Regions from separate parts of the Homo sapiens genome. Here region 2 is linked to region 1. The links are chromatin loops, found by intact Hi-C in ENCODE. Cell type or tissue: endothelial cell of umbilical vein. All regions are shown on one strand. Links, peaks and the distances in the headings refer to the core of each region. The heading gives the core; the rest is flanking DNA.

Region 1 (5,368 bases), core at 79-5,078:
TTATTCCTCACGTTATAGGAGCAATTTGTATTCATAAACTTGGCCTTCACCTTCAACTTCTGAAGATTTTAATACAGCGCAAATGATTTGGGGTCTGTGAATTCAGTTTTATTTATTTGGCTCCTTCCTTTAAGGAGTCAGGCTAATGCAAGAAAATCCAATAATTAGATCTTTTGGATTTCAAATAACTGGAAGAGGAAGTGGTGTTTATCTAATGGTTTAGGCATAATGCGTGTTTTTTCCCGTAGGCCTGTGTGTGTATGTGTGTGTGTGTGGTTGTTCTTAACTTGAAGAATTAAACACTTGTTTTCCCCGTTAATTCTTTCCTCTGGGGCTTTTGTAGACGTTGTGGAAATGTGACCTGTAAGTCTGTGTCTGAATACATGCTGCAGATGGAAGGAAGGCTGCCTCCCATCTCTCGGGAAATGGCTTCACTCAGTTACTCTTTGGTCCAGGTGGTTGAGTTAGGTGAAGACATTAGTATTTCACTTCCTAGTAAAGTGACTGTTTAGAAAAAAACATTTAGTGAGGACTGAAAAAACTCTTGCTAAATCTGTTTGCTTCCATGAAACGACAGGTTTTGAGGGATGGGGAGGTGGCTTTAGCTTGGGCTGTGGGAGAGGTGCAGACGAAGAGTCTCCAGGACACTCACACCAAGTCATCAGGGATCTAATTTTCTGGTGATGAAGAAATCAAATTGATCCTTCGGTATGATTTTCCCCTCCCAAGAGGCATTCATATCTCCAGGGGTTGTTGGGATTTCCATAACAGGCGGGGGAAGTCGTTTTGTCTCCTGAGTCCCCAACACCCCAGATGAACGTGTCAAAGGACGGCTCCCAGCCCGGCGCTACCATGATGGATTGAGGGCCACAGATTCTGTTTTCTTTTTCTTTTTTTTTTTTTTTTTTTTTGAGACGGAGTCTCGTTCTGTCGCCCAGGCTGGAGTGCAGTGGCGCAATCTCGGCTCACTGCAAGCTCCGCCTCCCGGGTTCACGCCATTCTCCTGCCTCAGCCTCCTGAGTAGCTGGGACTATAGGCGCCCGCCACCGCACCCGGCTAATTTTTTGTATTTTTAGTAGAGACGGGGTTTCACCGTGTTAGCTAGGATGGTCTCGATCTCCTGACCTCGTGATCCACCCGCCTCGGCCTCCCAAAGTGCTGGGATTACAGGCTTGAGCCACCGCGCCCGGGATTCTGTTTTCTTTTAAGTGAAAGAAAATATCAGCCCTACCTTGTCTTTAGTGGAGGAGAAGATGAAAGGGAAAGGGCACGTGGAAACGTGTGCTGGGTGCCCCTGCGCCATCTCCCTGTGTCTGGACCCCAGACACCTCACTGCTCCGGAGGTGCTTTCAGTCCTATATATATTAACCTGAGCTTAGAAAGGAACCTTCAAGCTCCAAAATCTCCTCCCAGGTCCTGGTTAAGAGCCTTTTCACAAATTGGATTCTGCAGTCCTGCATTTTAGTTGAAAATCCCCAATGGAAGCTCTCTGAACTACAAAAGAAGAGACGAATTACCAGGATGCCCCCTCCATAAAATGAAAAAGCCCTACAAGCTGCTGATTAGTCTTTTTTCAGCTCTAAAAGTCAAGGAAGGTCTCGGCCGGGCGGGGAGCTCATTCCTATAATCCCAGCACTTTGGGAGAGGCTGAGGCAGGCTTGAGCTCAGGAGTTCAACACCAGCCTGAACTTGAACTGGCAACATGGCAAAGCCCATCTCTACAAAAAATACAAAAATTAGCCAGGCGTGGTGGTGCGTGCCTGTGGTCCCAGATACTCAGGAGGTTGAGGTGGGAGGTTGGCTTGGACTTGGGAGGTTGAGGCTGCAGTGAGCCAAGATTGCACCACTGCACTCCAGCCTGGGCAACACAGTGAGACCCTGTCTAAAAAAAAAAAAAAAAAAATCAAGGTCTTCATAACTCTAGGAGGCAGAGTGGAATTGAGTCTTTGGCTTCAAGGAGAGAGTGGAGGGAGGCAGCTTAACAGGACGAGAGTAAAGTGAACAGAAAAAGCCTCTCAGAAAAATAAAGGCAGGCGACAGCAAGGAGAGAGGAAAAACCCCCACCTCTCGCGCTGAACAGGGAAATGGGATAGAAAACGTTCCCTGTGATATGCCAACTGAGAATCAACTAGATCTGTTCCACATTTCTTTCTCCTCCTTTTCCCTTTGTACATATTTCCGTGCAGACAGCTTCAGGACGCAGTTCCGGGGAAGCTTATTTCTTCAAAACCCCCCTCTCTCTGCTAGAACAGGCCGTGATTGCTGCGTACCAGCAAGGGGGCAGTCAAGCACAACGCATGAGAAACAAAGGTCCTTCAACCTCCAAGCCCGCAGGAGAGCAGCTCCACTCACTTCCTTTGAAGTGGCCCTCTCTGTTTTTTCTAGGATCGAGAATTTTCCTGTAATACACTGGTCTATTTTTAAACCCACTTTCCATTCGCTAGAAGTAAAGAGTGGAAAAATATAATGAATTGTAGAAAGAAACGGAACATAGGTATAAATGTCAATGGTGGGATTTTATAGGCACATAGAAATCTCCCCTTTAAAAGACACTGCAATTATTTTTAGAATGAGAATTGGTCTCAGGGTGGCCTGAGAGAAGAAATGGGAAAAGAACATTTCAACTTTTACTCTACGGTTCAAACCAGTGATGGCGGTTTGCCATCCTCAATTCAGCACATAAACATGTGGGCTGCCCACCATCCGTGAGCGTGGCAGATACTATGGGAGACGCTAAGGCGACTTAGACAGGATCTCTGCCCTCAAGAGGGTTCCATCTAATTAGGAGGGGACAGACAGACTCACAAATGGCCAAAACAGAAAGTGAAGCCCATCACAGTCACCAGTAAAGTGCAGAGCAAGTGAGAAGAGGGAGGGACCTTCCTTCAGGGGACGGGATATCTCCCATTCCGTGGAGCTGGTGGCACTGGAGGCAGACCTTGAAAGATGACACTGCAGGGACGGGCCGGATGCCCACCCATCCCATTTTCTCTTCCCGGGCCTGTGTTGCAATGAGGTTAGAGTCACGTGGCTGGGCCATGCGATAGAGCCAGTCAGAAGTGGTGGAAGTGAAATATGCCACTTCCGGCCAGGCGCGGTGGCTCACACCTGTAATCCCAGCACTTTGGGAGGCTGAGGCAGGTGGATCACCTGATGTCGGGAGTTCGAAACAGCCTGATCAACATGGAGAAACCGCATCTCTACTAAAAATACGAAATTAGCCGGCCGTGGTGGCACATGCCTGTAATCCCAGCTACTCGGGAGGCTGAGGCAGGAGAATTGCTTGAACCTGGGAGGCGGAGGTTGCAGTGAGCTGAGATTGCGCCATTGCACTCCAGCCTGGGCAATAAGAGTGAAACTCTGTCTCAAAAAAAAAAAGAAAAAAGAAAAAAAGAAATATGCCACTTCCATGTCTGACTGTAACACCCCTTGTGTGGCCATCCAAGCTTTCCCTTTCTCTTCCACACAGAGCCCACATGTTTAAGATAAGTGGTAGAAGCCAGTATCCTTGAGTGCTTGTTGAAAAGAGCTGTCCAGGAGAGCTACCCAACCCACATCACACTATGATGTAAGAGAAGATAGAATTCAGCCACTGAGCTGCTGGGGTGGTTTGTTATAGCAAGTGGTGTCTCTTAGGACAGATGAATAGGTTTTGACCAGTGAAAATGTGGGACCTCTTCCCTGAGTCTCATTCTGCCGAATGTGCTGTTATTAGGACACGCACCACATTTACGGATATCGCTTGTTTGAGGCCAGCCATCCAAGCTTCACTATTTGTACCATGAAAAGGACCTCATCTATCTTGCCCTCCCTCCCATCCCTAGAACCTAGCACAGTGCATCACATACAGTCGGTGTTTAATAAATGGTTTGTTAAACAAAATGGGTAAGAGGGGGCTTTGTTTGGGGAACATCCAATAGTCTAGTTTCAGGAAAGCATAGGATATTTCTATCTAAAGGAGATGGGCATTTAGGTGGGCCTCTGTGGGGACCCTTAACAGGGTGTCAGGAGTTGGCGCTTATTTTGCGGGGCTGTATCCTGAAGCCTTCCCTCCTTTCCTATCCGCTGCAATACTTCATGGGCGTTTTCTTTTGTAAACTTCAATAACTTATTACTAGTTGCCTGTATCTCTAGTCCAACTTTCAGCCTTACTTATCCTAAAAGAACAATAGAGAGAGAGAGAGAGAGAGAGACCTGTGATCCCTGTAATATGAACCTGCTTGTTTAAAGATGTTAGAAAACCTAACTCAACTGACTTTAGGTTAAAAACCACTGGCTCATATAACTGAAAAGTCCAGGATAGTTATAACTGCTTCAAGCATGGACAGATCAGGGCTCTCAAACAGTGTTGTCAAGAATTTCTGATTTTTCTGCTTATTGGAAGTGACGGCATGCCAGTTCTAAGTTTAGGCTTTATTTATATTTTATATTTTTATTTTTATTTTTGAGATGCCCAGGCTGGAGTGCAATGGCACGATCTCAGCTCACTGCAATCTCTGCCTCCCAGGTTCAAGCGATTCTCCTGCCTCAGCCTCCCAAGTAGCTGTGATTACAGGCTCCTGCCACCACGCCCAGTTAATTTTTTGTATTTTTAGTAGAGATGGGGTTTCACCATGTTGGCCAGGCTGGTCTCGAACTCTTGACCTCAGATGATCCACCTGCTTTGGCCTCCCAAGGTGCTGGGATTACAGGCGTGAGCCACCACTCTTGGCTAAGCTTAGGCTTTAAAAAGCATGGCGTGTTCCCACTCGCCCTCATGCATCTGTGCTCTCACCATGAGAAGAGCTTGCCTGGCAGGCTACTGTCCGTTCAGTCTGAGTCCCCGTATGAGCACCTGGAGCCCAACCTCAGCAAATAGCCAAACTCAGCCTGGAACCATAGCTTCAAGTGCAGATGGAATGACTATGACTACCTTTCCCAGTTTGCCCAGCACTGTCCTGGTTTTAAAACTGGGAGTTCCACATCCCAGAAACCCCATCTGTCCTGGGAAGACTGGAACAGTTGGGCACCCTAAGTAGAACCACTGAGCTGAGCGAGATCGGTCAACACTTAACCAATCCGAATGGTGAGAAATACATGCTTATTGCTGAATGTCACTCAGATGTTTATGGCCTTTGGTTACACAGCAATAGCTGATGATACAATGGCTTTACTAAAACACTGTTAAACCCCATATATTCGTGTCACAGAGAAGCACTTGTAATGCTAAAGTTCAGTATCGTGTTTGCCATAGAAATACAAGTACATCATGGAATCACAGAACTGATATGAAAATACAGAAATTATCTGGGCCAAGCTACTGTCTTTAGGCAGGTGATTACTATATGCTACTTATATTATATATTCATTTATGTGTATCTTGTCATTC
Region 2 (5,368 bases), core at 254-5,253, 240 kb after region 1:
AGGTCCCCGGGCGCGCAGCTCTCGCCCCGCCGCCGCCTGCCCCGGGCCCCGGAGCGCGGTGGAGAAGCCCCCGGAGGAGCGGGGGGCCCGCGCCCCGCGCCCCCCAGACATGGTGGGCCACCTGCATCTGCAGGGCATGGAGGACAGCCTGAAGGAGCAGGGCCGGGAGGGCTTGCTGGACAGCCCCGACTCCGGGCTGCCCCCCAGCCCCAGCCCCAGCCCGCCCTTCTACTCCCTGGCGCCCGGCATCCTCGACGCGCGCGCGGGGGGCGCCGGCGCCTCCTCGGAGCCCCCGGGACCCAGCGAGGCCAGAGCGGTAAGGAGGCGCTCTCTCTCCCAAACGGGGGACCGCGTGGGCGGGTGGGTGAGGGCTGCCCCCAGAGACGCGCGCCACTGCAGCAGCAGGACGTGCCTCCTCCTCTACCTGCCCCGCAACCACGAAGGTGGCCAGTGACAGCCACGCTTCTCAGGTGGGGACCAGGGTGTGTAGGGGGAGGTGATCCAGGCTGACCCCGGACCTGGAGACGGCTCCCTGGCGGTGGGCCTCCCTCCAGAGTGATTCTTCCTATTGTCAGTAATAATGGGGGGCTCATGGGGCGGGGTAAAGGACGGTCCGAAATTCCCAAAGAAGTTGGCTGTTGGCTAGGTGGGCTTGCGCCCAGAGGCCCAGCATGTTGCAGACATCTGGACCCGGCCCCTCTGCTGCTCCGGGTGCCCTGTTTACTGTCCGGGCGCTGCCAATGTGAAAGCCTTTTCTTTCTTTCTTTCTTTCTTTCTTTCTTTCTTTCTTTCTTTCTTTCTTTCTCTCTCTCTCTCTCTTCTTCTCTTCTCTTCTCTTCTCTTCTCTTCTCTTCTCTTCTCTTCTTTTCTTTTCTTTTCTTTTTTTTAAATAACCAAACCCAGACAGGATTCCTTCCTTCCCGGGATGTTAAGGCATGTTGACGTGGAGCTTAGGCGGGAGGGGGAGGCTGGAACCTCGGGTCAGGAAACTCAGGAGTTTGTCTCCTGCCAGACTAAGTCCAGCCTGGGGGTGGACTCCGGTGGGGACCCAGCTTGGCGCCTTGCCTGAGACTGGGCACCCCCCGGCAGGCGGGGAAGCATATGGGCCGAGCGGGCGCCTTTGCAGCCTGAGGAAATGACAAGTTGAAATGAGTGATTGCCCATCCCTGCCCGCTCTCTGGCTGCGCCCTGCCCACCTTAACAGCTTTACTGCTGGGGCGTGTGTGCTGGCTCCACTCCCCTTTCCTGGGGCCCCGGGGATTCTTGCCTGGCACTCACAGGGCAAAAAAGGCCTCCCCGCCGCTGAAAATCCTCCTCCCCACAGCGGAAAGGAGCGGCTCCCCGGCCTCAAGCCTCAGGATATGACCTTCATTCGTGCCTTGCTTGTTTCTTAGCCTGGTGGGTCCCAAACTTGGTCGCCCATTGGAATCACTTGGAGAATCTTTAAAACCCACCCACACTCACCGCCCAGATAGTCTCACTGAATTGATAGGGGGTGCAGCTCGGCATCAGGAGGGTTTCAGTCTCCCTGGGTGATTGTACTGTTCAGCAAAGTCTGGGAGTCACTATCTTAGACCAAATCATGCAGCAAATTTGAACTTTGGTCTCTTTATGGGAGCCTGGCGGGTGGAAGGGGCAGTGAGGACTTCCAGGAGTTGATAGAGGTGACCAGGGCTGTTTGAAGTGAACCTGATCTTGCTGTCTAAAGGGGGCCAGCTTTCCTGCCAGAGCCTCTGGGACTTGGCACTGTCGCCCATTTGAGCTGCACACTTTGGGACTGAATCCCCGTGGTGCCTTGCACAGTGGGGCTTGGAGAAAAACGACCTGGAATCCGCCTTCTCCTTGGTTCCTTCCATGACCCAGAAGCCTCCTTACAGAGGGTTTTCTGGAAGCGTTCTCTGCCATCCGGGCCAGCCCGTGGCTGCCGCAAGAATAGCATGGCTGGCTTACTTGTCTTGGCTCTTCTACTTGACTTTATTTTTTCCCCTTCCTGCTCACTAGATGCCAGGTATGAAACTGTGTTGCCCTGATCTTCTAATTTGGCTTAAAAGCAAAGCCCGGGGCTGTTTCCTCATGGGTTATGATACTTGGCATTTAGATAGCTCATACCGTGTGCCAGGATAACTGTCCTAAGCTCTTTATTTACACCAATTCATTTAATTTTCACTATATTCCCATGAAGCCTACACTCCAATTAGCCCCATTTTCCAGAGGCGGAAGCCAAGGCACAGAGGAGGTTAGCAACCTGCCCAAAGTTGCCCAGCCAGGAAGCGGCTGTGCTGGGCTAGACCCAGAGAGTCTGACTGCAGAGTCTGCCCTTCAACCTCATATTATCCCCCTTTTCACTGTGCAGCTAATTAACTACCTGTGATTTTTTTTTTATTGGAAAACAAAATGCCTGTGTACCTACCAGGTTTGAAGGGCTGCTTTCAATAAAAGGGAGAAAGGATTGCCTGGCGCCCACTCTTCTCAGCTTTGGGGCTTGCCGCTGTGGCCATGCCCACCCACCCATCGCCCACCCCACAGGGCGCCCCACCTCCCCGTTAACTCCCGCTAAACTTTGCTGAGCGGTGTTTAACCGCACCCTGCTCACTGACGACTCAGGGAGAGTGCTTTTTAGGTGCAAATATCGGCACCCCATACTGTCTCAGGACAAAGAGGCGGAAACCTGTGCTGCGCCTCGCGGCTGAGGGTTTCCAACACCCGAGGAAGAGGATGGGGTGAGCGGTGCCGGGTTTCCATGTGGGCCTCAGGTTCAGACCGCGTTTGGCAGGGTGGGTGTCTTTGTTCCACTATCCAGTGAACGACACCACCTTTCTGATAAAAGTTGGTGGCATATGCCTCAGCTGCTGGGATGGACTGCAGTCCCGCCCTCAAATCTAAGCCACTGAGGTCCTCACCACCTTGTCACCTACTTTAGGAGGCTGGACGGACGTGCATGTTAAACCTGCCTACGCTTCACTTCATTAAAGAGGCCCCCCCACTTTGTTTGAATAAGCTGGACTTGCCTCCTGGACGCCCCCCACCCACTAAGGCAGGGTATCTGGGAAGCGGCTGGCTGTAAGATCACTCCCCAAGACATCAAAGGCCCTGGGGGCCAGGCTGGATATGAATGAACCCCCTCCCCACTCACCATGGGCTTTTTGTGCTCACTCTTGGAGCAAAGGTGGGAACATTCCCGATCACTCCCAGGCCAGACGAAGAGCTGGGAATCAGGCATTGGTCCCCCCAGTACTTACTGAGCACCTACTGTGTGTCACGCTCTGTTTGGGGCCATGGAGGACACAGCAGTGAACAAGATGCTGACGGTCCCTGCCCTCATGAACTGGCATCCTAGCGGAAGAGACACAGCCACCAGCTGAACTATGTGTGGCAGCAGCAGGTGGATGGAGAAGTGTCCTTAAGGCCAGAAGCTGGGTGAGAGGTGAGCTTTAGGCAGGTAGACAGGGAGGTGGTGGTTAATAGAAACCCACACACACTCAGGGTACGAACTTTACAGTTCTAGGGCTGAGATGTGCTCAGTCCGAGACAATGGCATGTGCAAAGGTCCTGAGGCACAAGCAAGCTAGGCATGGCCTGTTCGGGTGATGGGTGCACAAAAATCTCAGAAATCACCACTAAAGAACTTATGCATGTAACCAAATGCCTTGAGGAGCCACAAAGAGGCAGGGACCACCGGAGGGCCGGGAGAGGCCAGGTCAGTGACTTCTAGGTGAAGCTGAGGCCAAAAGTTAAAATTCCATTTGGTCTTTTAAAAACTACTTGTGACTGTTCTATTTTTATTTTTAAAAAGCCATCATGAGCTTCCATTCCACACTCCCCAAATTAGAAACTCAAATGAGAGACTTGAGTGAGGAGGGTGCCCGTGCGGGACGCAGAATGTGGCCATTTTGCATCAGTGTAGGGCGTGTCTCCATGCGGGCAGGGACCTGTCTCCTGCATGGCCCAGGACAGCAGAGCCTGCCCACTGGGCCTGGTGGCAGAGGAGATTGTCTGTCAGCTGCATTCAGCCCACAGTTTTTTTAAATTTATTTTTTAATGTTTTCTTTCCATAGGTTTTGGGGGAACAGGTGGTATTTGGTGACATGAGTCAATTCTTTAGTGGCGATTTGTGGGATTTTGGTGCACCCACCACCCAAGCAGTACACACTGAACCCAATTTGTCATCTCTTATCCCTCACCCTCTTCCCACCCTTTCCCCTGAGTCCCCAAAGTCCATTGTGTCATTCTTATGCCTTTGCATCCTCATAGCTGAGCTCCCACTTATAAATGAGAAATACAGTGTTTGGTTTTCCATTCCTGAGTTACTTCACTTAGAATAATGGTCTCCAATTCCATCCAGGTTGCTTCAAATGCCATGATTTCATTCCTTTTTATGGCTGAGTAGCATTCCATGGCGTATATATATACCACAGTTTCTTTATCCACTCTGATTGATGGGCATTTGTCAGCTCACAGATATTTAAAGCGGGGTGGGTGAGTAACACAGCTGCTGCCTCTGCTGCCTTTGAGCTCCCAGGGCCTGGACTGTCACTGCAGATTGAGCAAACACCCATTGCTCTTCTCCTCCTCCCCGCCCTGCCCGGCAGAGCTGTGGGCATTTAGGGGTTGGCATCGTGGAGGAATGAGGATGGCTTTGAGGCAGATCTATCTCCCTAAGTGAATATGGGCAGTTCGGAGAAGTAGCCCTGTGCCATCTTACTGCACTCAGGGAGGCTGAAAGTGGCATTTGGGATCTTACATTGTGTTCTCTGGGGTTCATGTTCAAATGAACAGCCCCCCTGTGGCAAGCAAAGGACTCAGCCTGTTATGGGGCAATGGCAGGTGGTGACAGATCTGAGCTGTTGCTGCCTCCCAGATGCAGAGACGGGGCCTCTGGCCCTGGACTGCACCCACAGCTGGTGGCCTGGGCTCTGTCACCTTCAGGGCTCCTTCCCTCCATCCAGCCTCCCTCAGTCTTGTTTATGCAGTGGGTGGATTTCTGAAGAGTGTACGTGAGAGCTTCCCTAAGGAAGACGTGCTGGATCCCTGGACCCACATTGCAAGAGAAGCCATCCCTAAGAACTCCCCTGGGGGCCCAGCTCTTGGAGGCCGCCTGAGGTCTCAGCCATCCCTTTGGACCTTGGCTGGGACCCTTGGGACTCTTGGATTTTCTCATTTCTGCTTCTTGTCTGTGATGGTGAAACTGAGTATGAGAGAGGAGAGGGAAGGGAGCTAGGGAGGTAGTGCTGGGGTTGGGAAGGATGGATGGATGGATGGATGGATAGATAGATGGATGGATGGATGGATGGACAGAAGAATGGGTGGATGGATGGATGGATGGATGGATCGATGGGCAAATAGATAGAAGGATGGATCGATGGGCAAA

What was found. A loop is a pair of places that touch in the nucleus more often than their neighbours do. Peaks named below come from ENCODE experiments on the same cell type or tissue, not always from the same donor. Only the 100,000 strongest peaks of a DNase experiment are listed, where the experiment ranks them.
Region 2: a loop joins it to region 1, with 3 times the contacts of the local background. A loop is called at or near these places in 7 of 110 quality-filtered maps.

Annotation. Positions count from the first base shown.
Region 1 is chr12:124,051,768-124,057,135 of GRCh38, forward strand. All of the region lies in intron 2 of ZNF664-RFLNA (ZNF664-RFLNA readthrough), which reads left to right. Among named protein-coding and RNA genes, the nearest start is that of ZNF664-RFLNA, 81 kb to the left of the region's middle. In endothelial cell of umbilical vein, for the core only: a CTCF peak has its summit at 2,271; a DNase peak (open chromatin) is centred at 2,294; H3K27ac peaks cover 357 bases.
Region 2 is chr12:124,295,321-124,300,688 of GRCh38, forward strand. All of the region lies in intron 3 of ZNF664-RFLNA (ZNF664-RFLNA readthrough), which reads left to right. It overlaps RFLNA (refilin A), which reads left to right. Exons shown (of 3, transcript NM_001365156.1): 1 at 1-316. The coding sequence starts at 110. Among named protein-coding and RNA genes, the nearest start is that of RFLNA, 2.9 kb to the left of the region's middle. In endothelial cell of umbilical vein, for the core only: no CTCF peak of the experiment used is centred there; no DNase peak of the experiment used is centred there; H3K4me3 peaks cover 1,778 bases; H3K27ac peaks cover 1,614 bases.